2 separate regions of the Homo sapiens genome follow, and region 2 is linked to region 1. Evidence: chromatin loops called from intact Hi-C (ENCODE). Cell type or tissue: ascending aorta. All regions are shown on one strand. Each heading gives the region's core, and the rest is flanking DNA. Links, peaks and the distances in the headings are about the cores only.

The links. Hi-C counts contacts between places; a loop is a spot of excess contacts. Peaks named below come from ENCODE experiments on the same cell type or tissue, not always from the same donor. Only the 100,000 strongest peaks of a DNase experiment are listed, where the experiment ranks them.
Region 2: it touches region 1 in a loop (2.2-fold over the local background); 2 of 110 quality-filtered maps call a loop at or near these places.

What each region holds. Positions count from the first base shown.
Region 1 is chr12:57,687,976-57,702,650 of GRCh38, forward strand. It overlaps OS9 (OS9 endoplasmic reticulum lectin), which reads left to right and starts at 6,157. Exons shown (of 15, transcript NM_006812.4): 1 at 6,157-6,348; 2 at 6,775-6,951; 3 at 7,805-7,868; 4 at 7,987-8,063; 5 at 8,300-8,398. The coding sequence starts at 6,187. RefSeq lists enhancers at 5,786-6,360, 6,348-6,397. In ascending aorta, for the core only: a CTCF peak has its summit at 5,806; DNase peaks (open chromatin) are centred at 5,533 and 5,996; H3K4me3 peaks cover 2,132 bases; H3K27ac peaks cover 577 bases.
Region 2 is chr12:57,599,816-57,614,490 of GRCh38, forward strand. It overlaps DTX3 (deltex E3 ubiquitin ligase 3), which reads left to right and starts at 5,009. Exons shown (of 7, transcript NM_178502.4): 1 at 5,009-5,043; 2 at 5,756-5,916; 3 at 6,375-6,437; 4 at 6,628-6,703; 5 at 7,050-7,798; 6 at 8,705-8,922; 7 at 9,262-9,987. The coding sequence starts at 6,703. The coding sequence ends at 9,337. It overlaps ARHGEF25 (Rho guanine nucleotide exchange factor 25), which reads left to right and starts at 11,620. Exons shown (of 15, transcript NM_182947.4): 1 at 11,620-12,176; 2 at 13,115-13,329; 3 at 13,449-13,544; 4 at 13,625-13,701; 5 at 13,879-13,945; 6 at 14,201-14,304; 7 at 14,516-14,585. The coding sequence starts at 12,080. PIP4K2C (phosphatidylinositol-5-phosphate 4-kinase type 2 gamma) reads left to right here. Exons shown (of 10, transcript NM_024779.5): 7 at 509-622; 8 at 996-1,263; 9 at 1,430-1,533; 10 at 1,711-3,603. The coding sequence ends at 1,791. RefSeq lists enhancers at 4,379-4,890, 4,891-5,403 and a silencer at 11,513-12,032. In ascending aorta, for the core only: no CTCF peak of the experiment used is centred there; DNase peaks (open chromatin) are centred at 11,146 and 11,596; H3K4me3 peaks cover 4,013 bases; H3K27ac peaks cover 4,229 bases.

The DNA.
Region 1 (14,675 bases), core at 3,707-8,706:
AGTGAGGCTCCATCTCTACAAAAAATTAATTTAAAAAATTATCTGGGAGTGGTGGCATGTGCCTGTAGTCCCAGCTACTCGGGAGACTGAGGTGGGGGAATAGCTTGAGCCCAGGAAGTCAAAGCTGCAGTGAGCCATGATTGTGCCACTGCACTCTAGCCTGGGCGACAATGCGAGACCCTGTCTCAAAAAATCAATAAATACACACAGGCACACACACAAGGGAAAGAATATCCTTTTCAACAAATGGTATAAACAGTGCTGGGGAAATTGGATTGCCATGTGCAGAAGAACGAAACTGGACCCCTATCTTTTACTACATGCGAAAATCAACTCAAGGTGGACTAAAGACTTAAATGTAAGATGTGAAACTATAAAAATACCAGCCAAAAACCTAGGGAAAACTCTTCTGGACATTGGCTTAGCAAAATAATTCATAACTAAGACCTCAAAAGCACAGGCAACAAAAAACAAAAATAGGCAAGTGGGACTTAATTAAACTACAAAGCTTCTGACTAGTAAAAGAAATAGTCAACAGAATGAACAGACAACGTGCAGAATGGGAGAAACTATTTGCAAAATACACATCCAACAAGGGTCTAATATCAGAATATAAAAGGAACTAAAATTCGACAAAAATCTCAGATAACCCCATTAAAAGTGAGCAAAGGATATGAATAGACATTTTTTTCCAAAAATACATACAAATGGCCAAGAAACATATGAAAAAATGCTCAACATCACTAATCATCAGAGAAATGCAAATTAAAACCACAATGAGACACCGTCTTACAACAGTCAGAATGGCTATTACTGAAAAGTCAAAAAATAACAGATGTTGGTGAGGACATGAAGAAAAGAGAACACTTAAACACTGTTGGTGGGAATGTAAATTAGTACAACTTCTATGGAAAACAGTATGGAGATTTCTCAAAGAACTAAAAAATAAAACTACCACTTGATTCCACAATCCCATTACTGGGTATCTACCCAAGGAAAAGAAATTACTACATCAAAAAGATACTGGCATTTGTACGTTTACTGCAATACTATTCACAATAGCAAAGATATGGAATCAACCTAAGTGTATATCAATGGACGACTGGTTAAAGAAAATGTGGTCTATATATACAATGAAATACTATTCAGCCATAAAAAAGAATGAAATCTGTCTTTTGCATAAACATGGATGGAATGGGAGACCATTATCTTAAGTGAAACAAGTCAGAAACAGAAAGACAAATGTTGCATGTTCTCACTTATAAGTGGGAGCTAAACAATGTGTACACATGGACATAGAGTGTGGAATAATAGACAATGGAGACTCAGAAGGATGATGGAGTTTGAGGGGGCTGGATGATGAGAAATTACTTAATGGGTACAATGCATATTGTTTGGGTAATGGATACCCTAAAAGCCCTGACTTCACCACTGCACAATCTATGCATCTAACAAAATTGCACTTGCATTCCACAAATTTATACAAAAATAATGTTGAATCAAAAAACATTATAGTTTGGTGGAACATAGAATTATAGGTTGGAAATAATTTCCCTAAAAAATTTGAAGATATTTTATATTATTTTCTAGCTCCCAATGTATTTTTTCTTTTTTAAGAGACAGGGTCTCACTCTGTCACCCAGGCTGGTGTGCAGTGGCGTGATCATGGCTGACTGCAGCCTTGACCTCCTGGGCTCAAGCAATACTCCCACCTCAGCCTCCCAAGAAGCTGGGATCACAGGCACTCGCTACCATGCCCTACTATTTTTTTTAAATTTTTTTTTGTAAAGATGCAGTCTCCCTATGTTGCCCTGGCTGGTCTCAAACTCTTGGGCTCAAGTGATCCTCCCATCTTGGCCTCCCAAAGTGCTGGGATTAGAGGAGTGAGCCACCACACTCATTCCTCCCAATGTTGATGAGTTTGTAAGCCCAATGCTGTTCTGATAAGGAATCAATTAAATACAATTAAAAATTTTATTTTTGTGTGGGCACACAGTGGTGTATATATGTATATATTTATGGGGTACATGAGATACTCTGATACAGACATGCAATAAGTAATAATCACATCATGAAAAATGGAGTATCCATCCCCTCAAGAATTTATCCTTTGTGTTACAAACAATCCGATTATACCCTTTTAGTTATTTTAAAATGTACAATTAAATTATTATTGACTATAGTCACCCTGTTATGCTATCACATACTAGGTCTTTTTCATTATTTCTATGTTTTATACCCATTAGCCATCCCCACTTCTCCTCAACCCCACACTACTCTTCCCAGCCTTTGGTAACCATCCTTCTACTCTCTATCTCCGTGAGTTCAACTGCTTTGGTTTTTAGCTCTCACAAATAAGTGAGAACATGCTAAGTTTGTCTTTCTGTGCCTGGCTTATTTCATATGACATAATGACCTCCAGTTTCATCCACGTTGTTGCGAGTTACAGGATCTCATTCTTTTTCATGGCTGAATAGTAAGTACTCCTATGTGTATACGTACTACATTTTTTTAAATCCATCTGTTGATGGACACTTAGTTTGCTTCCAAATTTTAGCTATTGTGAATGGTGCTGCAACAAAAATGGGAGTACAGATATCATTTCGATATACTGATTTCCTTTCTTTTGGGTATATACCCATCAGTGGGATTGCTGGATTGTATGGTAGCTCTATTTTTAGTTTTTTGAAGAAATTCCAAACTGTTCTCCATAGTGGTTGTACTAATTTACATTCACACCAACAGTGTACGAGGGTTCCATTTTCTCCACATCCTCTCCAACATTTGTTATTGCCTGTCTTTTGGATAAAAGCCATTTAAACTGGGGTAAGATGATATCTCATTGTAGTTTTGATTTGCATTTCTCTGATGATCAATTATGTTGAGTACCTTTTCATACACTTGTTTGCCATTTGTATGTCTTCTTTTGAGAAATGTCTATTCAGATCTTTTGCCCATTTTTAAATCAGATTATTAGATTTTTTTTTCTTTTGTTTGTGCTCCTTATATATTCTGGTTATTACTCCCTTGTCAGACAAGTAGTTTGCAAATATTTTCTCCCATTCTGTGGCTTGTCTCTTCACTTTGTTGTTTTCTTTGCTGTGCAGAAGCTTTTTAACTTGATGTGATCCTGTTTGTCCATTTTTGCTTTGGTTACCTGTGCTTGTGGGGTATCTCAAGAAATTTTGCCCAGGCCAATGTCCTGGAGAGGCTCCTCAATGTTTTCTTGTAGTAGTTTAATAGTTTCAGGTCATAGATTTAAGTCTTTTTTTTTTTTTTTTTTTTTTTTTTTTTTTTGAGACAGAGTCTCGCTCTGTCACCCAGGCTGGAGTGCAGTGGCGCGATCTCGGCTCACTGCAAGCTCGGCCTCCCAGGTTCATGCCATTCTCCTGCCTCAGCCTCCCGGATAGCTGGGACTACAGGTGCCTGCCACCACACCTGGCTAATGTTTTGTATTTTTAGTAGCGACAGGGTTTCACCGTGTTAGCCAGGATGGTCTCAATCTCCTGACCTCGTGATCCACCCACCTCGGCCTCCCAAAGTGCTGGGATTACAGGCATGAGCCATTGCGCCCAGCCAGATTTAAGTCTTTAAGCCATTTTGATTTGATTTTTATATATGGTAAGAGATAGGGGTCAAGTTTTATTCTTCTGCATAGGGATATCCAGTTTTCCCTGTATCATTTATTGAAGAAACTGTCTTTCCCCCAGTGTCTGTTCTTGGCACCTTTGTCAAAAATGAGTTCAATACAGATATATGGATTTGTTTCTGGATTCTGGATTCCATTCCATTGGTCTGTGTCTGTTTTTATGCCAGTACCATGCTGTTTTGATTATTATAGCTCTGCAGTATAATTTGAAGTCAGGTAATGTGATTCCTCCAGTTTTGTTCTTTTTGCTCAGGATAGCTTTGGCTATTCTAGGTCTTTTGTGGTTCCATTCTAGGTCTCTTAGGGTTGTTTTTTCTATTTCTGTTAAGAATGTCATTGGTATTTTGATAGGGATTGCATTGAATCTATAGATTGCTTTGGGTAGCAATGGTGTTCTGATTCTTAATCCTAATGTTATACTGATTTTTAAAAAATGTATTAACAAAGCAACAACATGAAGTCACATGTTCTGATTTTTTTTGTCTGTATATGCAACTTGTTCTTTCTCTCTGGAAGCTTTTAGAATTTTTTTCTCTGTGTCCAGTACTCTGAGATTCTATAATGATGTGTCTTGGTGTGGGTTTGATTTGTTGTTCTGGATACTTAGGGTGCCTGTTCAATTTGGAGACTGTTCTTCAGTTTGGGATAGTCCTTTTAAATAGTTTTTTTGATGATCTCTTCTGATTCTCTGTTCTCTTTCTGGAACTCTAATTTAGAACTCTTATTTAGTCCAGACCTTCTGGACTGATCCTTTATTTTTATGTTTTCTCCTAAAGCAGAACAAATTTGATCTTCTTCAACTTTATCCCCCAGCCTTTTTATAGAATTTTTATTTCTGTAACATGGTTTTAGTTTCCAAGAGCTCTTTTTGCTTATCCGAATAGTAGTTACTCTCAAGTAGTTTCCTGTTGTTATTTTATGAATGCTCTATAATATCTCTTTGAGAAGTCTGATGATGGATTATTTTTAAATGCTTTGTTGTTTCAGACGGAGTCTAGCTCTGTGGCCCAGGCTGGAATGCAGTGCCGCAATCTCAGCTCACTGCAACTTCCGCCTCCCAGGTTCAATCAATTCTTCTGCCTCAGCCTCCTGAGTAGCTGGAACTATAGGCGCGTGCCACCATGCCCAGCTAATTTTCGTATTTTTAGTAGATACGGGGTTTCACCACGTTAGCCAGGCTGGTCTTGAGCTCCTGACCTCAAGTGATCCGCCCGTCTCGGACTCCCACAGTTTTGGGATTACAGGCGTAAGCCACCGTGCCCGGCCTATTTTTAAATTTTTTATTTTTAGTGTTTTTTCCCCTCCCTTGCAATTTATGTTTCCTCTCATTTGCTTTTCCCTTCTTGTTTGTTTCTTACTTGTATATTAAAGTCCTTCCTTAAATGTCTAATGATCTCTGGCTATTTATTTTGAAGAGTAAGAACACTAAAAAGCTGATTGGAAAGTGGAATGAGGGCTGGGGCACGTAGGCCAAAGTGTTACATGTGGAATTCATTCTAGTTATCTATATCATTAAGAGAACTCTGATAAGGGTATCTTTGGGATTTTTCGTTTTGGCTGGTGAGATTCCCCAGAGAGGGTTTTCCAAAGGTATAATCAGCCTCTTGTTTACCTTTGTTTCGTAATAAATATTCTCAAGTTTGCTAAACCAGTTAACATTCTTCTGTTTGATTTCCAGCTTCCAAAATGTTGCTGTTGTTGTCTCCTTTCCCTTTCTTACGGCCTGGAGAGTAATACATAATTTCACCTTAACTGGAAGCCCATGTATGCATGTATGTATGTATGTATGTATGTATGTATGTATGTATGTATGTACGTACTTATTTGAGACGGGGTTTCGCTGTGTTGCGCAGGCTGCACTTGAACTCCTGGGCTCAGGAGATCCTCCTGCCTCAGCCTCCGGAGTAGCTGATACCACAGGTGCGTGCCACCACGTCTGGCTGCCCGCATTATTTCTCTAGGATTTTTACTGGAGGTCATTTTACTGGAGGTCAACTGCAGGATCGTATAGGAAGGTTTTGACACAAATTTTCTGATTGCCTCAAAGCAATATGTATATATGAAAAGAGGTAAGCGTCCGTATAATAATTGTTTGTTTTGCAACAAGCATTTAATAACTTTCACCGGCACTGCGCACGCTACCTATCTGCCTCAATACTCCGCCCGGCGGTGGGCAGGATATAATGCAAGAGACGTCTGAAAAAGCAATGAGATGCGCATGACAGCTGGGCGAAGACAGAGGGCAAACTTAAAAGGACCAAGCGCATAGACCACGCCTCTGAAATTGGGGAACGAGGAGGGGTTTGATCTTGTCGATGATTGGCTGGTCTCTGACCAATCACGGACAGCGATTGATATTTCTAATCGTCGTGATCCACCTCCCCAGGACCTTGGAGCCACGTTTACAAATAGGAATAGGGTACGTGGGAGGGATAGAACGTACAGCCAATAAAATCATGTGGCGCCGATGGGCGTGTTGAGGCCGCTGCCTGGCTTAGGGCGGAAACAGATTCTCTGCATAAGAAGGGGAACGAAAGATGGCGGCGGAAACGCTGCTGTCCAGTTTGTTAGGACTGCTGCTTCTGGGACTCCTGTTACCCGCAAGTCTGACCGGCGGTGTCGGGAGCCTGAACCTGGAGGAGCTGAGTGAGATGCGTTATGGGATCGAGATCCTGCCGTTGCCTGTCATGGGAGGGCAGGTGAGAGGCGTATAAGGGGCGAGGGTCTGGGCAGAAGAGGAAGCGGGTAAGAGATAGAGGAAGAAGGGCAGCTCCGGAGTCTGGGGCTGGAGCCTACGGGGAATCGGGAAGAGTAGGTATTGCTTTTACGGTGACCCCTGGGGGTCGCAGACTGAGACCAATTCTCTGGGGGCCAGGAATTGGGAGAGGTGGGGCTTCCCGCTGTCAACCTTCAGGTCTCAGTTTATGATCGAAACACCCGGACTCCGCCCCCGTGGAGAAATGGGAGCGCCCTCTCCTCTCACCCACTAAATACAGCTGGAGGGCTTATGGCTTATTCTGTCTTCGACTGATCTCTTCCCCAGGGTTTGAAGAGGGATTTCGTTGTTCTCCCTGATCCCAGCCTTTCTTTGCTTCCTTGCCCCCCGACCCTCCCTTCTTTCCCAGAGCCAATCTTCGGACGTGGTGATTGTCTCCTCTAAGTACAAACAGCGCTATGAGTGTCGCCTGCCAGCTGGAGCTATTCACTTCCAGCGTGAAAGGGAGGAGGAAACACCTGCTTACCAAGGGCCTGGGATCCCTGAGTTGTTGAGCCCAATGAGAGATGCTCCCTGCTTGCTGAAGGTGAAAGGGACTGGGTTAGATAGAATGAGGGCTTGGAAACTAGCAGTTCATCCAAGAACTGGAGTCCACTGAATGAGGCAGGATCTAGGGGACCTGTAGTGGTTAAGAAGACCACTGGAGGAGTAGACAGATTACACGGACAGGAAAGAAGCAAAGAATCCTGCAACCACTGATGACACTTTGCTGAACGTAGGAGCAGGTTAGGATAGAAGATCTCAGAAAAGGGCTAAAGCAAGATTGAGGGTCTGCGTGGGGTAGGAGGAGTACTTCCTTAAGCCTACTTGCTAAAGTCACCCCCTGCCCTATCACTCTGCTCCAGTATCCTGTTTTATTTTCATCGTAGCACTTTTCATGATCTGAAATCATATTTACTGAATCAGTTTGTTTATTTTCGGTCTGATTCCCCGCATTAGAGTGTAAACTCCATGAGGTCAAAGAATTAATCTTGTTCACAGTTGTATTCCCAGTGGCCAGAACAGTGCCAGGAATGTTCAAGAAGTTCAATTAATATTTAATTTTGGGTTCTTCTATGTTTCCCTAATATAATTGCTTCAGGGATACCATAATTTCTTATCTTTATGGAGGGCAAATAAGGATTTAAAAAATCTTTTAAAAGGGAGGAATGGAAAGACCACAAGTGGAAAACAGACTTTAGAGATATCTCTCCAAGTCACAGAAGGAAAGCAGCCCTCCCTCCTTACTGAAAGTCTGGAGAATTGAGAGTGGAAGTGAAGGGAAGAGAATTGAGTGTGTAAGTAGATGAGAGGTTATGTGTCTTGGAGCCAGGAGACTCTGGTTCCAAGAAAAGATGTCTGCACTCCATCCCCCTGATTGTTTATTTTTTAATTGTCAGACAAAGGACTGGTGGACATATGAATTCTGTTATGGACGCCACATCCAGCAATACCACATGGAAGGTAACTCACTCCTATATTTTCCTTAAGCCCTTAGTGTCATATCATGGAAGTTCCCCAGTTCCCTCCTCCTCCTCCTCCTCTTAAGAGTAACAGTGCTTCACTGTGGCTTCCCTTGCAGATTCAGAGATCAAAGGTGAAGTCCTCTATCTCGGCTACTACCAATCAGCCTTCGACTGGGATGATGAAACAGCCAAGGTGGCAAGAGTGTGGGATTCAGGAAGAAAGGGTTCTGGCCACCGGCTGAGAGCCCTGACAAGAAGGGGAGGGTCAAGATTAGCTGATCTGTTTCTTGGGGCTTGGTGGCCATTAGGACAAAGTTTCCTGGGGCCTGGGGGCACAGGCCATTCTTTTGTCTCTTTGGGGACGCAGTGCCATCCTTCCTCTTTGCTATCTTTCTCATGTCCCCCATTCCTGCCTCATGTCTTCTCCAGGCCTCCAAGCAGCATCGTCTTAAACGCTACCACAGCCAGACCTATGGCAATGGGTCCAAGTGCGACCTTAATGGGAGGCCCCGGGAGGCCGAGGTTCGGGTGAGTCTTGAGAGAGGGAAGTTGACACTCCCACAGGGACAGTTCAGATTCTAAGGGAAGAGGGTTGCATCTTATAGTCGGGGCGGGGGCGGGGGGGGTCCCCTCCCAGACCCTAAATCCAAAGTTTAAAACATATTTCCAGCCGGGCGCAGTGGCTTATGCCTGTAATCCCAGCACTTTGGGAGGCCGAGGCGGGCAGATCACCTGAGGTCAGGAGTTCAAGACCAGCCTGACCAATATGGTGAAACCCCATCTCTACTAAAAATACAAAAATTAGCCGGGCGTGGTAGCGGGTGCCTATAGGCCCAGCTACTCGGGAGGCTGAGACAGGAGAATTGCTTGAACCTGGGAGGCGGACGTTGCAGTGAGCCGAGGTCGTGCCACTGTGCTCCAACCTGGGTGACAGAGTGAGACTCTGTCTCAAAAAAGAAAAGAAAAAAAAAAACCCACATTATTTCCAGGCCGGGCACGGTGGCTCACGCCTGTAATCCCAGCACTAGATATCTCTCAAAACTCTCCTATGCTTTCTTGTGGTCGGTACCTTCACTCTCGCCTGCATCCCTGCAAACAGCTTCTTTACAAGTGCTTCTCATCTAGTGGTCCTTAGCTGAGTGGAGGCAGGCAAATATAGAATGCAAAAAGTTCCTTGGGTGATTCTCATGTATTCACAAATATACACACCTGTAAAGAATTACATGACACCTGCCAGAGTTATCTTTCCATAATGCAGATTTGTACCTGCAGTTGTGTGCTGGTAAGTGTTGGACCCCCAGATCTCTATGGGTGTGGGAGGGAAGCCCTGATCTGTAATGTTTGCCAATGCCTGTGGTATAAATACTCCCATGATGCGCAAGTCAAATGATGTCAACTGTCTTGCAACATTCTCCAAAACTTACCAGTTGGCTCCAACACACCTGTAAGTCTGCATCACTTCTCTGTTCAGTCCTGAAAAACCTTCAATGTTTCTGCCTTGCACAAAGGCTAAGAGCCAAATGTTTCAGCACAGACCAGGGTGGTGGCAGTGGAGGTGATGGGAAGTAGTTGGATTCTGGATATATTTTGAAGGTAGAGCCAATGAGATTTGTTGATGGTTTGGATGTGGGATAGAATCATGGATTACTTCAAGATTTTTGGCTTGAGCAACTGGAATGATGGAATTGTAATTTACTGAAGTGTGAAGGAACAGGTTTAGGGGAGGAAATTAGGTTGGTTTTGGATATTGAAGGTTGAGGTGCCTTTAGACATCCTAGTGGTGATGTCCAGTTGACAGTTGGCTCTGTGGTTCTGGAATTCAGGGACAAGGTCTGGGATAGAGATATAAGTACTCATTGTATTTCTGCCACACTGGCCTTTTTCTGTCCTTCGAACCAGTGGGTCTCATTGTTCCCTCTGCCTGGTGCAGTCTCCTGCAGATCTTTAAATGATTGGCCCCATCCCCTCATTCAGGTTATATTCAAGTGACAACTCCCAGGGAACCTAACATAAGCAAACACACACACACACACACACACACACACGGAACCTAACATAAGCAAACACACACACACACATACACACACACACACACACACACACACACACACACACACACACCCTATTGCTCCTGTCCTGGTAAGCATCCACAGTGTTTTGCATTCTTCAAAGCATGTATCATTACTTGAAATTATTGTATTTGTTTAATTCTGTCTTCCCTCACTAAGATAAGCTCTGGGAAGGCAGGGATGATGTCTATCTTGTTTTCTTATGTATCCACAGCTCCTGGAACAGTGCTTCACTCAAATAGGTACCTAGAAATTATTCATTGAATGAATGAAATGACTGACAAGCCAGTTCTAATATCACCTTTCTTGATTAACCCAGAAAATTAGTTAGTTGTGTTCCTTCACCACTTAATAATACAAGCATCCACACACGTATATAATCCGTTATAGCACTTCATTGTATTCTAGTTATTCGTTTGGGTGTTTGTATCTTCAGTAGGCCAAGAACTGAGGTCAAGACTGCATAGCTTCCTCATATCTGGTGAACATATGCCCTGTGCCAAGCACTAATAGAAACTAGGAACAAAAAGGTGGATGAGACCTAGTCCTGCTCTCAGGAGATATGTTAAATGAACAGCCACAACAAGCAGGATAAATGCCATGAGCAGTGAAGTGCAGCCCGCAGGGGAGCACACAGTCGGGACAGAGTCCAGGGTGAAAAGGAGGCCTCTTGGGAAAAGTGACCTTTGAACTGACATTGGAGGATGAGGAGTTAGACTAGCAGATGGAGAGGATGGTGGGGGGAATGAGAGGGCATTCCAAATGGAAGGTGCGCTAAGTGCAAAAGGCCTGGAGACAAGAGGCAATGGCCTATCCCAGGAACTGACAGATACTCACAGGGACTGAGGGGATAATCATGGGAAGAGGAGTGTAGGAGATGAGTCTGGGTGGTTGGTAGGGGACAGGTCATGAAGGGCTCTGTAGCTATGATGAGGAATTTAGACAATCCAAGAGACAATGGTTAGGGGAGGCAATGAGGTATTTGAAGCAGAATGATGACATATTCAGGTTTGGAATTGAAGGCCCACTCTAGCTGGAGTATAGCAAAGATTGAGAGCTCACTTAGGCAGCTGTGGTAATCCAGGTGTGAAATAAAAGTGGCCTGGGGATGAAGAAATGTGAATATTTAGAGACAGATTTAGGGGGTAAAATCAACAGAGTAAGAAGGAGTCAAGAATGATTTCCAGGCTTTTGGCTTGTGCAGTTAGATAGAGGGTGATTCGTGTTCCTGAGATAGGTATAATGAGAAGAGGAGTAGGTATGGTGAAGGAAAATGGTGAGTTTGGCTTTGAATATGATTTTAGTGGCTGCTAGGCATTCAAGTAGAGATTTCCAAGGGGGCTGTGGATCTCTGGGTCTGGAGTTCAGCAGAGAGATCTGAATTGAACCCAGAGGTGGGGAGTTGTCCTTGTATCAGCCATAACTGAAGCCAAGGTATGGATGAAATCCCCCAAAGAAAACAGTATCTAATGAGAAAAGTGGGATGGAACTTCAAGGAAGCCATCACTAAGAGCATGGGAAGAAGAGGGTTTTGCCAGAAGAAAGGGCCAGAGAGGAGGCTATGGTGACATGGAAACGAGGAAGGACACATTTGAAGGGGAAATTGGTCCATGGTGTTGGCTGTGCCTGAACCTTCAAGGAAGAGGAGGATTAAAAACTGCTTATAGGCAATCATAGTCATTATTATTTTAATAAAGGCAAAACATGTACATGGAAATAAAAAATTCAGACAGTAGAGAAGAGAGCCAGATGGAAAGTATAAATTCTCTACTTCCAGGCACCCCTGACCAGTCCTTTGGTTGGACTTAATGATAGAGATCATTGGTGATCTTTGCTGGGGCAATTTGAGCAGAGTTGTGAAGATGAGGTGTTGAGAAAAGTGGTGAAAAAGTGGAACTCTGCTGGGCGCGGTGGCTCATGCCTATAATCCCAGCACTTTGGGAGGCCAAGGCAGGCAAATCACTTGAGGTCAGGAGTTCAAGAACAGCCTGGCCAATATGGTGAAACCCCATGTCTACTAAAAATACAAAATTAGCCGGGTGTGGTGGTGGGCGCCTGTAATCCCAGCTACTCGGGAGGCTGAGGCAGGAGAATTGCTTGAACCCGGGAGGCGGAGGTCGCAGTGAGCTGATATCGCACCATTGCACTCCAGCCTGGGTGACAGAGTGAGACTGTCTCAAAAAAGAAAAAAAAGAAAAGAAAAAAAGAAAAAGAAACTGGAAATCTTTGAAGAAGTTTGGATATGAAAGGGAGATAAAAGGTAAGCATTAGTGAGAGGTGCTGGGGGGTTGAGAGAGGGGGCATTCTGTGGTTGGTGTGTGTTTTAAGATGGAACAGACTAGAACATGTTGAAGACTTGGGTGAATGTTAGTGGAGAGGAGGAGAGGGAAGTCAAGGTACAGTAGAGAGAATGTGAAAAGAATGTGGACAGGGATGGGATGCAGAACCCTGGGAGAGCAATTTGCCTCAAAAGGAAGGTCTAGGGTCGTAACTGGAATGGTGTATTTGCTAGTGAGTCTGGAGGTTTTGGTGGCAGAAAGTTGAGGCCATTCCTGTCTGGTTGCTTCTAGTTTTCAGTTCTTATGCCACTTGCCTAGGTGATCAGGTAAAGCCCCTACTCCAGGGCAGGCACTGTGATGTGTTGCTGGCCTGATGCCTCCTCAATAGGAACAGCGTGCATGTTGTTTAAAGTGCAGTCTCTGTGGGGCTAGGGAACAACTGGTTAGCTATATGGAATTAAATAAATTCCTATTTATTGGTGTGTGTTTTAAGATGCAACAGACTAGAACATGTTGAAGGCTGTTGGGTGGATGTTAGCGGAAAGGAGGAGAGGGAGATCAAGGTACAGTAGAAAAAGTGAGAAAAAAATGCGGACAGGGCTGGGATGCAGAACCCTGGGAGAGCAATTTGCCTCTAAAGGAAGGTCTAGGGTAGTAGACCAACTCAATTCTTATAAAGTAAGATTCTAGAGATATCAAAGATTTTTTTAAGTTATAAAACATACAATTATACAAAAAAAAATGTCATAGAGACCCATAAATTCACTGCCAAGTTAAACAGATGTTAATGTTTTGCCTGATTTGTTTCAGATCTCTGGTTTAAAAAAAGGAATAAAATGCTTGTGCTAATAGCTAAAGCCCACCTTCATATTTAGTCACTCTCCCTCCCGCCAGAAACAACCACAACCCTCACTATGTTTGTTTTGTATTTTTATTACTGATATATATATTACAGACAATAGATAGTGTTTTGTGTTTTAAAATTATACATCAGGAGTATCAACTTGTTTTTTTCACTGATCAGTGTGTTTGCCATTCAATGGCATGACATGGAACTCTGGTTGAGTGATTTTTTTTTTTTTTTTTTTTTTTTTTTTTTTGAGACAGAGTCTCGCTCTGTCACCCAGGCTGGAATACAGTAGTGCAATCTAGGCTCACTGCAACCTCGGCCTCCTGGGTTCAAGCGATTCTGCTGCCTCAGCCTCCTGAGTAGCTGGGACTATAGGTGCCCACCACCACGCCCAGTTAATTTTTATATTTTTAGTAGGGAAGGGGTTTCACCATGTTGGCCAGGCTGGTCTTGAACTCCTGACCTCAAGTGATCCACCCACCTTGGCCTCCCAAAGTGCTGGGATTACAGGTGTGAGCCACCGTGCCTGGCCTGGTTGAGTGATTTTAATGTCTGTATTGTGTTTCATTGCTTACTTACCCATTCCTCTGTTGATAAACAGTTGGGTTTCAACTCTAATGCCCTTATACACAGTGCTGCAATGTAGGTCTTATTGTGAGTGTACAAGAATTTCTCCAGGGAAATACCTAGAAAGTAGAATCACTGGGTTACAGGAGTGTATGTTATTGGTGAATTCAATTTTTTGTTTGTTTTGTTTTGTTTTGTTTTTTGAGATAGAGTTTCACTCTTGTTGCCCAGGCTGGAGTGCAATGGCGTGATCTTGGCTCACTGCAACCTCCGCCTCCCAGGATCAAGCGATTGTCCTGCCTCAGCCTCCTGAGTAGCTGGGACTACAGGCGCCTGCCACCATGCCCAGCTAATTTTTGTATTTTTAGTGGAGACGGGGTTTCACCATGTTGGCCAGGCTGGTCTTGAACTCCTTACATTGTGATCCGTCCACCTTGGCCTCCCAAAGTGCTGGGATTACAGGTGTGAGCCACCATGCCTGGCCCTCAATTTTTTTAATGATTGAAAAAATATATAACCTAAAAGTTATCATTCTAACAGTCTTTAAGTGTACAATTCAGTGGAAACATTCAGTGTTCTATCACCATCACTACTATTTCCAAAACTTTTTTCATCATCCCAAACAAAAATAACTCCTATTTCTCCCTCTCCCAGACTCTGTTCTACTTTCTGTCTGTATGAGTTTCCTGTTCTAGGTACTTCACATGAGTGAAATCATACAAGATTTGTCCTTTTGTGTCTGGCTTATTTCACTTAGCATGGTGTTTTCAAGGTTCATCCATGTTGTAGCATATATCAGAATTTTATTTCTTTTTATGGCTTAATCATGTTCCATTGTCTGTATATACATTTTGTTTACCTATTTATCAATGGATGGACAAATAGGTTTTCATCTTTTGGTTACTGTGAATAATGCTGCGATGAACATTGGTGTACAAGTATCTGTTTGAGTCCTGTTTTCAATTCTTTTGGGTCTGTACCTAGGAGTAGAATGTGCCTTATGGTAATTCTAGGTTTAGTTTTTTGAGGAACTGCCAAAC
Region 2 (14,675 bases), core at 9,350-14,349, 83 kb before region 1:
GAAGGCCAAGGCAGGACTGCTTGAGCCCAGGAGTTCCAGACCAGCCTGAGCAACGTAATCTCTACCAAAAACACAAAAATTAGCCGGGCGTGGTGGCACGCGCCTGTAGTCCCAGCTACTTGGGAGGCTGAGGTGGGAGAATCACTTGAGTCCAGGAGGTCGCGGCTACAGTGAGCTGAGATCACACCACTTACATTCCAGCCTGGGCAACAGAGTGATCGAGATCCTATCTCAAAAAAAAAAAAAAAAAAAAAGAGGAGAAAGAAAAGTCAGCCTGGAGGGTCTTGGCTAAAAACCATAAGCAGAGAGTAGTGGGATGTGATTTGGGATACAGCTGTAGTGACTGAGTCTGTGGAAGTCACTGGAGGTGAGAACAGACCAGGGAAGCATCACAGTGTGGAGTTAGATGAGATCTAACTGAGCTAGCATAGAGCCCTAGACAGAAGGTGGGGTTCTGAGACCTTGGGGAAGGGATATGTTCCCAAGATGTCCCTTTACATATTCTTAGGTTAAAGAATTGCCCACCCTTAAGGATATGGACTTTCTCAACAAGAACCAGAAAGTATATATTGGTGAAGAGGAGAAGAAAATATTTCTGGAGAAGCTGAAGAGAGATGTGGAGGTGATGATTGGGTGCTCTGGGAAATGGCTTTCCTTTTTTTGCTCCCTAGAGGGTAGTTGTCTCTTTCATTCACGGTATGAGGGAGCTCCTCCCCTTCCCTTTATTCTTCAGGTCCTCTGCCTATATGGGGGTTTAGTATGAGACATGAAAAACCCCTGGAGCTGACCCGTGGAAGGGGTGGCTGGAATAAGCTAAAAGGATGATCTTAGATACTAGGACATATAGGCACTAAAGGCAGTGGTATGCCCTGCAACCTCAATTTTTATACTTCCTTTCCCCAGAAGGGCCCCAGAAATTCAAAGGTACAGGTACAGGGGTGATACCTAGCAGTGAAGAGTGAGAGAGAGGTGTCTGATTTGTCAGTGGGTCTCAGTTTCTAGTGCAGCTGAAGATCATGGACTACAGCCTTCTGCTAGGCATCCACGACATCATTCGGGGCTCTGAACCAGAGGAGGAAGCGCCCGTGCGGGAGGATGAGTCAGAGGTGGATGGGGACTGCAGCCTGACTGGACCTCCTGCTCTGGTGGGCTCCTATGGCACCTCCCCAGAGGGTATCGGAGGCTACATCCATTCCCATCGGCCCCTGGGCCCAGGAGAGTTTGAGTCCTTCATTGATGTCTATGCCATCCGGAGTGCTGAAGGTGAGAGAACCGGGACAATTTAAGGGTGGAGAGGGGATTTTTCCTGGAGGACAGAGACCAGAGTGCTGGGGGAGAGCCTGATTAGCTTTTCAGAACAAAACTGACTGCTTCCTGGAGAAAGGGAATTGGAACTAAACCTACTCTGAATTGTTGGTCTCTCTCCCAGGAGCCCCCCAGAAGGAGGTCTACTTCATGGGCCTCATTGATATCCTTACACAGTATGATGCTAAGAAGAAAGCAGCTCATGCAGCCAAAACTGTCAAGCATGGGGTGAGAGTTCGCAAAAGCCTTTCCTTTCCTGTCTTGACTATTCTTTGGGAATAGAGTCTCTTGTGCCAGAGCAATGGGGTGGCAAAAGAATGGAGGTGGTCTGGGGTAGATTGGGTGGGGGTGATGGGGACGGGTGCTAGGGTGGCCTGACATATTGTTCCGTATCTCCTCTCACAGGCTGGGGCAGAGATCTCTACTGTCCATCCGGAGCAGTATGCTAAGCGATTCCTGGATTTTATTACCAACATCTTTGCCTAAGAGACTGCCTGGTTCTCTCTGATGTTCAAGGTGGTGGGGTTCTGAGACACTTGGGGGAATTGTGGGGATATTCTAGCCACCAGTTCTCTTCTTCCTTTGCTAAATTCAGGCTGCAGGCTCCTTCCATCCAGATAACTCCATCCTGTCGAGTAGGCTCTTTCTGACCCTCAGAAATACATTGTCCTTTTTCCTCTTTGCCCATTTTTCTTCCCTCTCTTCCTCCCCATGAGAAGTCTGCTTGTAGTATTAGAATGTTATTGTTGACTCTCTCCCAAGTGCCTTGATCTTTGTAATATCTCCTGTTGTTTCTATGATATAGGAGCTAGGGGAAGGGGGTTGTTTGCCTTCTTCAGGACCTGACTGGACAGATGGACCTGGCTCAAGCAACTACTCTGGATGCACTTTGCTGTGTGGGATGAACTAAAAGTGTCTGAATTTTGCTGATAACTTTATAAAACTCACTATGGCATGCTTCCCTCCTGGTGGGCCCTAGGATGGATGACACTCAAGATACTACAGATGTGGGTGCAGGCATGCACACACACGATGGAATATGGCCATTCCTACACAGGTGGGGTAGAGAGTGGGTCAGCAGCCTGGCACCTCACAGAGGTGGGACCTAAGAGGACTCATGATTATGCAGAGAATTGGATTGGGTCTCTGTCATAGATTGAGTAATCTCTTCCCTTACCTCAATTCCATCTCCACCCATCTCTACATCTGGGCACAGCAACCCAGAGATGGCCAAAAGCATTCAAGCCTGGGGGAAGATGTTTGACTATTGCTGCTCTTCACCAGAACCTCACACCTCTCCTGGGACTGGAACCCTTCAGTGGGTGTGTGGCCAGTTTTGGAGGCTGGAATGATGGGCCAGGGTGTAGGATTCATTCTCCATGTAAAGTTTCCTTTCATCCTGCCTAGCCATCCCCAAGGTTTATTTCCAGAAGAAAGGAATATCTCTACTTGGATCAATTCTGGTCATTTCAAGAGGATGGAGGCCTCAAGTGTGGGAACTTCCCCTACTCCCTGGATGTGTGTACCTAGCACACTTCCTTCTCCCACCCCTTTTTCCAGTTGGATTTGTTTTTCTGTTCTCTTCTGTCCTGTCTTATACTGCAACTGTGTCTCCTAGGGGACAGATGGCCTTCTTTGTCATCTTCACTCTCCACCCCCAGAGAGGAGTCAGAGCCATAACTCAATCACTCAGCCCCTCCAAAGATAGTTGATGTGTGATAATCTCATAATGTTGAGAACCCTGATGAGATACATTGTCTTCCTCTCCCTACAATGCCTCTGGGGCCAAGGCACCCATTCTTCTTGCTATCCTCCATCCCCCTTGAGGCTTCCACTTTTTTTTTTTTTAGACATAAAGCTGGGCATCAGCAACTGGCCTGTGGTGATGCAAAGCTGCTTTGCTCTGTATCTGGCTGGACTGATCTGTCTCACAAGAAGCCATGAGGCCATAGGGAGAAGCTCCCTCTCCCCTTCATCTTCTGCTCCAAAGGTGGTAGCAAGAGGAGTACCCAGTTAGGGGTTGGAGCCCCCATATAACATCTTCCTGTCAGAAGACTGATGGATCTTTTTCATTCCAACCATCTCCCTTTCCCCCGATGAATGCAATAAAACTCTGTGACACCAGCAACCATTGCTCTTTAGAAATGGGTTTTCTGATCATATGGCTGATGTGTTATGGGCAGTATGGATGTCTTCATTTGTTGCTTCTGTTTTTCATCTTTTTTGTTTTATTAATAAAAATTTATGTATTTGCTCCTGTTACTATAATAATACAGGGAATAAATTATTCAATCCAAATTTCTGTACAGAAATGCCTTTTTTTTTTTTTTTTTAAATTTCACTTCTCTCAGGGAGCCTGTGTTTAAGGGTGCAGAGACCAGCTGAAGAATTCTGGTGTTCAAGGTGTTGGGCCCCTAACTAAGGATGTGGGTTTCTAGACAGATGGCTGTGAACTTTTTTAAAAAGGCTGTGAAGGGTGTGCACGGGAATGGAAAACTTAGTCTTTAACCTTGTGGGAGGTCAGCGGTAGTGAGGGCCAGGGAAGAGTAGGGTGATGGGACCCTTCCTCTTCCCAGAGTTCTGGGCTTGCTAACACTCCATCTTTGTAAAGGTGAGTAGGCCTCTCAGCCCACCAGCTAAAAGAAAAGGAATCTAGTATTCCCCCAGGCTTCCTGGGAAAGCTGTCCTCTTCCTGGAGGGAAGGAAGAGTACAGCAGGGTCCTGGGAAAGTGAAGAAAGTGACTAGCCCTCCAGTCTAGAGGGGGGAGTGAAAAAGGGGTGGATGAATAGAGGTTGTTGCCAGTTTGGGAGATTCCTGCCTGTCTTGGCTGAGGAAGTCTTTTGGCTGGTGGAAAAACCTGGCTTGATGTGGCCCCAGGGAAGTGAGTTGGATTGGGCGGAGACTGCTTGATGTGGGAAGCAGAGCAGAGCTTTTTTTTTTTCTTCTTTGAGAGTTTTTAACTCTATTTGAACCATACACTTGACACCACCACCACCTCGAGCCACTTTTTAAAAAATGTATTCGCTTCCCATTCTGCACCAGCCTCCATATCCCTGTTTGTGGAAAGAAAAATCAGAGGCACTGACCAATGATCATCTGAGAGCAGGTTGTGGGGGTCATAGGAGGTAACAATCTAGAAAGAGGCAGGAGATGAGGGAGGGGATTGAAATAGTTTAGTACCCGGATTTGTTTATTTTTTAGAGCCAATGCTTTTCTTTTTACTATGACTCTTCCCATCCCACATTGTTCCTCAAAGGCCCTTCTACCATAAGGATTCAAAAAATTGCCGCCCTCCCCCCGAATCCCCATATACCCACCAACACTTCACCCACCCATCCACCACCAGCTCCTGGGAGCTGCTACGCAGCTGGCTGGGAAAGAAAAGGGAGAGTGCTCCGCCGGGAGCGGGGAGCGAGTAGGGTGGCGTCTCCAGGGATTTAACCTCCTACCCTCAGTTCCATGACGCCACCCCCTCCCTCCAAAGACTGGGACAGCGCCTCCATTTTTGTTTTGGGGAGGAAGGGCAGGGGCTTGCGGATAGAAGGGGGTCAAAGGAACGGTGATTATCACCTGTGAGGGGAAAGGGGGTGCTGTCCTCCCTCCTTCCCTTTTCCTCAGCCTGCACCCCCTGCAATCCCCCACCTTTCGGGGTCTCCCCCTCCTTGTTGCTAAGGCCCGGACCGTCATCCCAGCAACAGCCTCAGTCATGTGACCGGCAATGGCGGCGCTGACGAGAGGTAGGTGAGCCCGGCGCCCCCCACACCCACCGCGCGCCCCCCGGGCCCCGCTCGCACCCCTCACGCGCCCCCCGCTCCCCCGGCGCCCCCTCCTCCACCTCCCCTCCCCGCGCGCGGCTCCGGGCTCCCCGCTCCGTGCCCGGCCGATCATCTTTCTAGCACCCTCCAGCCTTGGCCTCCATTCGGGGGTTCTGAGGGCTGCGATCGGGCCGACATGCACCCCCACCCGGCGGTGGGGATCCGGGGGCTTTGGCTACTGAGGGATGTGGGGAGTTGGTTCCGGGTCGGGTCTTGGAGGAGGCCGTGGGGGGAGGGCGGGAGCTGCTTCAGTGGATGCCCCCAGGGACCCTTGCCCATCCGGGCTGTGCCTCCCTCTGGCCTCTGTCTGGAGGGAGAGACTGGTTCCTTGTCCGGCCTGGGTTGCCACAGAGGAATCACAGACCCACCCTAAACTGGGGCCCCGCCTCCCTTTTCTGTGCCAGCAGGACTTGGACCTAGGACACCTAGGTCCTGGGTCCCCCGTGATGGGGAGAGAAGTGTTGCATCGCGGATAGACTGTATGGGCTGAGACTCTAGGGTTCCATTTTCACTTATGAATCTCGAGGTGCATCTGGCCTTGGGGGACGATGATGGAGGCATGAAGGGACAGCTGCTCCTTCTTGGATCAGTCAATAAATGGAGGTCACACTAATGGCCCTTCTTTCTGTTTGAGCTGCATTTGGAAGTGTTGTGGAGACAGCCCCGTAGCCCAATGCGACCAGACTCAGGGAAAACATCAGGCCCCTCCAGCTGAGCCCTTGTGTGAGCCCCGCCCCTCCCTAAATGCCAGACTTGGGAGCTGACAGACAGCACTGCCTGTGCTGGGTTTAAAAGGTGACAATGAGAACTTTGTTATTGCAGGGGCTGCTGCCACTTTGTTCACATCCTTAACAGACTTCAGCAGAAGGGACTGAGTTAGCTCTCAAGGAAGGCTCCCTGGCAATAGGGGCTGAATTATTTGGCAATGTGGAGCAGGCGAGGAGTTGGGGAGCATAGGAAATATTCCGGTCCATGTGATCTGAGGGAGGTGGCAAGAAGACCTCCACCTGTGTGGGCGTTTTCTTTCCTGACTTCTCTTATGTGTGCCCTAGGCTTTCTTGGGGGCCTCAGAGCTGGGGAAGAAAGGAGGAAGGTTAGCATGTTGAAGTTCCTTCTTGAGCAACTTGGGGAGAAGCTGATAATGGAATTCTGCAGAGAAGAGAGGAGATGGAAGGGGAGTTTTTATTTCTGGGTTGGCTGAGGGGAATGGTAACATTTGCCATCATAACTTTTTACCCTTCCCCCACTCCCAGTCCTGGTCAGCTGAGTGGAAATAGAAGGATTTCTGCTGCCATCATCTTCCATGGGCTTTCCAGGTATCTCCCCCGCAAGGGATCCTCAATTTTCACCCTTAAACTGGTTTCCTTCATTCCATGTTCCAAGTAATGCCATTCTTAGTAACCTATACCCAGGTTTCTGTCTCTGTTCCATGGGCTGCTGGGTTGGGGGCCATGGGAATTGGGAGAAGGGGTTTCTCACTTTCCTTCCATTTTTCCGCCCTACCAGGTCACACGACCTACAAGTAGGGAGCAGGGAAAGAAGAGTGAGCCTGCATGCCAATTCTAAGCTCTTCAGGATCAAAGTAAGCAAAAAGGAGGGGCAAAGAGTCTCCCTCCCCTTTAAACAGCCCATTTTTCCCCAAGAGGTGGGAGGGGCAAGTTGTTTCTATGATCTGGGAGAAATGACAGGAGAAACAAGACTGATACTTGGCTTAGATGATAATATAGCTCTGGAAACTTTTTTGCTCTTCAGTGGGTTTTGGGTTTGGAAGATAAGGGGAGACAGAATATGAATTTGGGTGAAGGGTTGGGGATTAGGCTTTGAGAAAACAGAGGTAATAGAGGGTTTGGAAGGAACCTGAAGTAGGAGGCACTGATACTTGTCAAATGGGGACCCCCCACCCTGAGTCCCTTTCACCCTGGGGGCAGTGTCGTTCGTCCTGTCCAGAATGGCAGCCTGTGGAGGCACCTGCAAGAACAAAGTGACTGTGTCCAAGCCCGTGTGGGACTTCCTGAGCAAAGAGACCCCAGCCCGGCTGGCCCGGCTTCGGGAGGAGCACCGTGTGTCCATCCTCATAGATGGCGAGACTTCTGACATCTATGTTCTCCAGCTTTCCCCACAGGGTCCTCCCCCGGCCCCTCCAAATGGGCTCTACCTAGCCCGGAAGGCTCTCAAGGGGCTGCTAAAAGAGGCAGAGAAAGAGCTGAAGAAAGCTCAGAGGCAGGGGGAGCTGATGGGCTGCCTGGCTCTGGGGGGTGGAGGGGAGCACCCTGAGATGCACCGCGCAGGCCCACCCCCTCTCCGAGCAGCCCCACTTCTGCCCCCAGGAGCTCGGGGGCTCCCCCCTCCTCCTCCCCCCCTGCCCCCACCTCTTCCTCCTCGCCTTCGGGAGGAGGCAGAAGAGCAGGAGAGCACCTGCCCCATCTGTCTGGGGGAGATCCAGAATGCCAAGACATTGGAGAAGTGCCGGCATTCATTCTGCGAGGGCTGCATCACCCGGGCTCTGCAGGTGAAAAAGGCCTGCCCCATGTGCGGCCGCTTCTATGGGCAGCTGGTGGGCAACCAGCCCCAGAATGGGCGGATGCTGGTCTCTAAGGACGCCACCCTCCTACTGCCCAGCTATGAGAAGTACGGCACCATTGTCATCCAGTACGTCTTCCCGCCCGGTGTCCAGGGGGTAAGAAGACCATGGCCTGCCCTTACCCTTTGGCTTTCCCCAAGCTCTGACCTAGGAAAACCGGGTGAGGGTGAGTGTGCTTGTTAGATGTGAGACAGTCTTGCTGTCTTCCACTGTGCCCTCCTACTCAGTGCCCTGGACCTAGGAGGTCCCCGTGAGGCCCAGCCTTTCCATCCCTGTGATCCCAAGGCACACGTGAAAATCAGATATGAGCTAGGAAAAAAAAAAGCAAATCAGATATGAGAGGAAGGAATTGCATATTATTTCCTTGATGAACACAAATACTGTGCTGACATCTTGGCAGAGGTAAATTCTGTGGAGGTGGTGGCTTAGGGGAAGGGAGGCACAATAGGAAGGGATCTGACCAACCCAACAGAGCCAGGAGCATCACTCTGTAAAAACAGGAGTAGTCAAGGCCTATAGGTGTCTTCCTGCTGGACAAAGAGTAATGTGCAATTCTGGCTGCAGAGGGGTGAAGAAGCTGCACAGAAGAGTGATGGAAAATGGAACAAGTTAGACAGTGGCAGAAACATTAGGAGTATTTTCAGGTGAAGGGAAGGCTGAAAGATAGATTATTCTGTCTTCACATTTTTGCTGAGTTGTCTGGAGTGTAGGGACCAGCTAACTTCCATCACTTCTGAGAATCCATTTGTTGCTGAATGGAGACTTGAGGGATTGAGACAGCAGAAAAAATCTCTTAACACATAAGGATTATGCTCTGAAACAGGCTCTTGCTGCCGAGGCCGTATAATCTCTCCTTCTGTGGAAAGCTGTCAGCCTGTTGCTGCCCCGTTCGCATTAGCTGGGGGTGCTCAGACAGAGACTAGCCTGGATGACCCTCCTCTGGCATCTGGGCCTTAGGATGCCTGGCTGCTCACTGCCCACTCTGCTTCACCTTCCTCCCAGGCTGAACACCCAAACCCAGGAGTTCGGTATCCTGGCACCACACGGGTGGCCTACCTCCCGGACTGCCCTGAGGGCAACAAGGTGCTGACCCTGTTCCGCAAGGCGTTTGACCAGCGTCTCACCTTCACTATCGGCACGTCCATGACCACAGGGAGACCGAATGTCATCACCTGGAACGACATCCACCACAAGACCAGCTGCACAGGGGGACCCCAGCTGTGCGACCCCTCTTCATTTCCTTTCCCTTGGCTCCTCCCCTTTGTTCCATTTCCACTGAGGGACCCACCAACCCCTCGCTCACGGAGCCTCCTAACTGGAGAGAACCACTTCCAAACTGTTCAGCCATCTCAGTTTCTCCTACATTCAACCTGGTCCTGGTGTGCCCAGCTTAGCCTACAAAAATAAGCAGAACTGGGCTAAATTATCTTGGATTTGGAGGTGTCCTCCCTTAGGGGAGGTGGGGAGGTGTCTGAGCCACCTAGAATGAGGGTGAGCATGGGGATAATAGCAAGTTCAAACAGCTAACAACCCTCACCCTCATTTCTCTTTGCTCCCAGGTTTGGGTACCCAGACCCCACCTACCTGACCCGGGTGCAAGAGGAGCTGAGAGCGAAGGGTATCACAGATGACTGAAGGACATCGCCTTTGCCAAGGCCCCTGCTGTCTGCCTCTACTAGGACCCAGCAGAAGCCTCTTTCTCCTCTCTGCCCCCTGCCCCCCACACCACACCTGTAGGGGACCTGTCTGACTGGGAAGGGAGTTCCGAGAGGGAGGGGGCAATCCCTTCCCCCATCCCCCACTGGCCAAGTGTTTCAATGCAGTGTGAGCCACTCCCTTCTGGCAGAGGCCGACCTCCAAGGCTCTGTTCTCCCCTCCCCGTGTACATATACTCCCGGTTTCCCTGCCCCTCCATTGCCCTTGGCTTTTTCTGGTATGTGCTGTGCTCCACGACCAAGCCGAGAAAGGACCTAGGGTGGGGAAGGGAGGGTCTCTTGATTCCTAACCGCCCCCACATACTGCTCCACCGCTGAACTTCGGGTGCCGGGGAGGAGAAATTGGGCTGATGTGAGCTCCCCGTCACCCGCCATGGAGCCGGCTGTGTGTGTTCATCAGATACAGTTCTCCCTTAACCTTGTCCTTTCTCTCCTGTGTCTCAGTCTCCGTCAGTCTGTCTTTCTCCGCTCTTCTCTGACCCCTGTGAGGAACCTCCTTACCCTGTTCTGGAATCGCTGCCAGACTGTAGCTTTTAATTTAATAAAAATAAAGTAAAATATGCAACTCTTTATGCCACACCCGTTCTTTTCCAGGGACTGGGTGGGGGTGGGGTGGGGAGAGGGACCTGCTGGAAAGGGGAGAGGGGATGATGGGGTGATCCCTGCGTGCACTCCCAGTCCCTCTGCCTCCTGAGGACCTGGGGAAACGGGATGCACCAGCGGGCTCTGTAGTAACACTGAGAAACCCTGGGTCACTTCGATGTTGGAATTAGTATTAAGAGGGTGTTTTTTTGTTGTTCAACTATGGTTGTAGAGAAAACAACCCTAGCCACTCTGCGAAGTTTGGCTGGGGTGGGAGTGGGGGCGGAGCCGGGCAGGGGGCGGATTCCGCAGCAGCAACTCCCCGGACGCGCGCAGGCCTCAAAGCCCCCCAGCTTCAGTGCCCCCTCGACCCTGAAACTTGGAGCAGGGTGGGGGTTCAGTATGAAGCCCCCGGACCGCCCCGCCCCTGGCCGCACTGACCGGATACTGGGGGTCATGGGGGGCATGCTGCGCGCATGCGCCCTCCCTGGGCAGGAGGGGGTAAGAATGGGGGCTCGCGGTGGGGTCGGGGGTCTTTCGGGGCCTTCAGGAGGGCTGCACCCACAACTCAACTTATCCGAAAACGAGTTCTGCGGGGCAGTCGCAGGAATACATGAATTCTATTACGAGGGCCATAGCCCCGTTCTGGGCGAGCCTTTTATAACAATGTGGGTTTTGACAGGTAGGAGAAGGGGAAGGGGGAGGTCAGGGCTGCCTAGGAGGGCAGGTTCCTTACAGTGGTTCTGTCCCCGCAGCCCCCAAGGAGAAGCCCTCTAGGGTTGGTGGGTACCGAGCCAGAGTCTGAACGTACGGAGGGAGATCACAGAAGGGATCGCGAACATGAGGTCCTCGCCGGGGCTCTGCAGCCCGGTAAGAAGCTGGGGGTGGGGTGGGGCACAGTTTGCTATCCTGCGCCAAGTGGCGAATTCAAAAATATTCTATTCTTATTAGCATAAAGTTCGCATCTAATTTGCATGAGACCCATTTAATCGCAGAGACCTCCACTCTTCTTGCCTTCGAGTCCAATGTGTGTCCCCCATCCCAGTCGATCCCGAGCCCTCGCAGGCAGAGTGTCCCCGCGCCCCACCCCTGGCCCCTCGCCAGCCCGGGCTCCAGGACTTCGCCTTAATTGGCGATTAGTCTTAGCTGGAGTCCCGGGGCCTGGAGGAAAGAAGGGTCCTGAGAGAGGGCGGCATCTGGGTTGTGTTCACCCACAAAAGACTCCCCATACACGCACCCCGTACCAGGGGGCCTCTGTCCACTCGGCCGGGGACAGCCCCAAACCCAGAACATCTTCGCACAGGCCAAGGCCCCATCCACTGAGTCCTCCTTCATCGCAGAGGCCAAGGGGAGACCTGGGCAGACCCTGCAGACAGGCTGAACCCCGACCCCAGCGCTCCGCAGAGCCCGGGATGCGAGAGGGAGGGGGACCCCGGGGCAGGGGAGCACGGGCTGGGGAGGGGAAAAAGCGCTGGGGACGTGGAGTGGGAACGTGGTGGTGTCTGGGGGAGGGGCGATCGGGGCGGGAACCCGGCGCAGGCAGGAGGGGGAACGCGATGGAGAGGGCGGAGCTGGGCCGCAGAGGCCCCGCCTCGTGGCGGCCCCGCGGCCAGGCCTGTTATTCAGCTCTCCGCTCCGCTGGGACCCGCACAGCGCCAGTGGCTCGGGGGTCGGCCCTCGCCTCCTCCCCGGCCCGGGCCTAGAGCCACCCCTAACCAGAGGCCGGAGACAGCTGGAGCGGCTGCCGCATCCCGGCCCAGCCTCCCCTACCATCCCTCCCCCTTCCACTGGACATCTGGACCCTAGGCCCCCGCACCGACAGGGTTCCGGAAACCCTCCCCGCCCAGCCCGGCGGCCGGGCCCCGCGCCTCTCTCTCTCTAGAGCCCCCAGCCCTCCTCAAGACTAGACTTCCGCCTACCCCTGGACACCTCCTCCCGGTCCCCTCCCTCCCCCCCTCCCACAGCCTGGACCGGGGTAGGAGGGAGGGGGGGTGTGCGCCCGGCGCCGTCCCCGCCCCGCCCCCCGTGATTCCCCCTGCATGGCCGGCCCGGGTGGGGGGCGCGGGGGGGCCCGGGCGCCATGCGGGGGGGGCACAAAGGGGGTCGCTGTGCCTGTCCCCGTGTGATCCGAAAAGTGCTGGCAAAATGCGGCTGCTGCTTCGCCCGGGGGGGACGTGGTGAGTGCCAGGTCGAGAGGGTCCAGTGTTGAGTGGGGGGCGGGCTGGGGGTTCAGGGCATCTGTTTGCCCTGGCCCTTGGGATTTAGGGTTGGAGACTGTATGTGTTTTCCAGGAAAGTGGTTTCTTAAGTGATCCCTAAGGTCCCTTCTGCCTCCAAATTTCTGTTAGTTCAAGTTAAGGAAATAGGGGAAGGGGCAGGGAACTCATCTCTTTCCCTTTGTCAAATGGGTTTGAGAAAAACCCACCCACAATCCCCTTAGGCCTAGAACCGATTATTTTCCTCAAACCTTTTGCTAAGAATCTACTTCTGAAGAGGGACAGGAGAATGGAGGAATGAGAATGAGGTGGTTCTACAAGGGGCTTTATAAGGAATCACAGCTCTCTGTCGCTGAGCACAGGCCAACGATAACCCTGATGGACCCTCCTCACTGGCCTCCTCTATTGGGTCTACGCATGTGTTGGGGAGGTGGGCTGCAGAAGTCTTTTCTTTTTATAGTGATTACTGCAATTGGTGGAGGAGGGGACTGGGAGTGGCAGATGGACCCAGCTCATCCTCCCCTCTTCCCAGAGAATGGTCTGTACCCATTGAAAGAGGGAGGGTTGTAGGAGAGCAGATGGCCACCCCCAGCTTCCAATGTCTGCCCAGATGGCTGCCCCCACCCCCATATCTATGCTATGCTCAGGATATGGGGAACCTCCACATGTAACTGGGGGTTCCAGGCCTGGAGAGCCAGGCGTTTACCTTACTGTGCTTTCTCCCAGGGGTGCCCTGGTGAAATTTTCTATCCTGGCCAACTCAAATGAGGATGGCAAGAGAGTGAGCCCTTGGAGAGAGAGGCTGAGCATCATGAAGAGAAGACCCTGGGAGTTCCCTGGGGACCCTGAGTCTGGAGCTGGGGCAAGGTCTATCACCTCCTCTCTTTTTCCTCCCATTAGAATCCTATTCCATTGCGGGCAGTGAGGGGAGTATATCGGCTTCTGCTGCCTCCGGTCTGGCTGCCCCCTCTGGCCCCAGCTCTGGCCTCAGCTCTGGCCCCTGTTCCCCAGGCCCCCCAGGGCCCGTCAGTGGCCTGAGGAGATGGTTGGATCATTCCAAACATTGTCTCAGTGTGGAAACTGAGGCAGACAGTGGTCAGGCAGGACCATATGAGGTGAGCAGGGAACGGCACCAAAGCATGTGGGACATCTATGAAGGACACTGGCAGAGAGGGCAAGTTGGGGCCACCCAGCTACTGTCCCCGACCTCTGACACTTGATTTCTGGCCCCCAGAACTGGATGTTGGAGCCAGCTCTAGCCACAGGAGAGGAGCTGCCGGAACTGACCTTGCTGACCACACTGTTGGAGGGCCCTGGAGATAAGACGCAGGTGTGAGGACAGGCTCTGGGGAGGCTCCTTTCACTCAAGGGGCATTCGTTTGCTCACCCTAGGATGTTCTTTCCTTCCAGCCACCTGAAGAGGAGACTTTGTCCCAAGCCCCTGAGAGTGAGGAGGAACAGAAGAAGAAGGCTCTGGAAAGGAGTATGTAAGTGTCCACAGCCCTTCCCTGCAGTTGCACAACTTCCAGAAGACTGTCCCTCACATTTTAGATGGAATTTCCTCCAAGGTTGGCTATGATGATAAAGGGGAGGAGGGAGGAACGGGCTGAACCAAGGATGAGCTCCGACGCTGAAGTGGGGGCCTCCTCCTGCTTTCATCCTAGGTATGTCCTGAGTGAACTGGTAGAAACAGAGAAAATGTACGTGGACGACTTGGGGCAGATTGTGGAGGTAGCTCCCTTTACCCCTTCCCAGCCCCTCCTGCCTGCTTTTCCATCTGCCCAGGGCTATTTTCAGGAGGTGCCTGGGCGCTCCTCTGTCCCACCTCTCAAGCCTCCCCACTCCTGGACCTTCCTACTCTGGGGGCAGGGCGGCTCCCACCAGGGAGGGGGAGGTGGAACACACCCTGGATTTGTGTACAGGAGCACCATTAAGGTGGGGAGAGGGCCACCACATGCTCATGACCCAACCTCAACTTTCCCACAGGGTTATATGGCCACCATGGCTGCTCAGGGGGTCCCCGAGAGTCTTCGAGGCCGTGACAGGATTGTGTTTGGGAATATCCAGCAAATCTATGAGTGGCACCGAGAGTGAGTGGTGGAACTCTGACAGCTAGGTGCTGGAGAGGGGCCCTCATCTGGTTGTCCTGTATCCTAACATCAGCCCATTGCGACTTAAGGAATGTTTGGAGAAGTTTTGTAGGGCACACTACCAGGGCAGACAGCTCGAAACTGCTGGGAGTGGGCGAGGTGGGGGTTGTGAAATGTATTTGACCTGCTGCTTCTCTACCAACCCCTCCAGCTATTTCTTGCAAGAGCTACAACGGTGTCTGAAAGATCCTGATTGGCTGGCTCAGCTATTCATCAAACACGTGAGGCTTGAGGGGGCAGGGCCTGGGGCGGGGCTTAGGAATGGGCTGGGATTCTCTGGAGATGCGTCCTCCCTCCTTGCCCACCCTGCT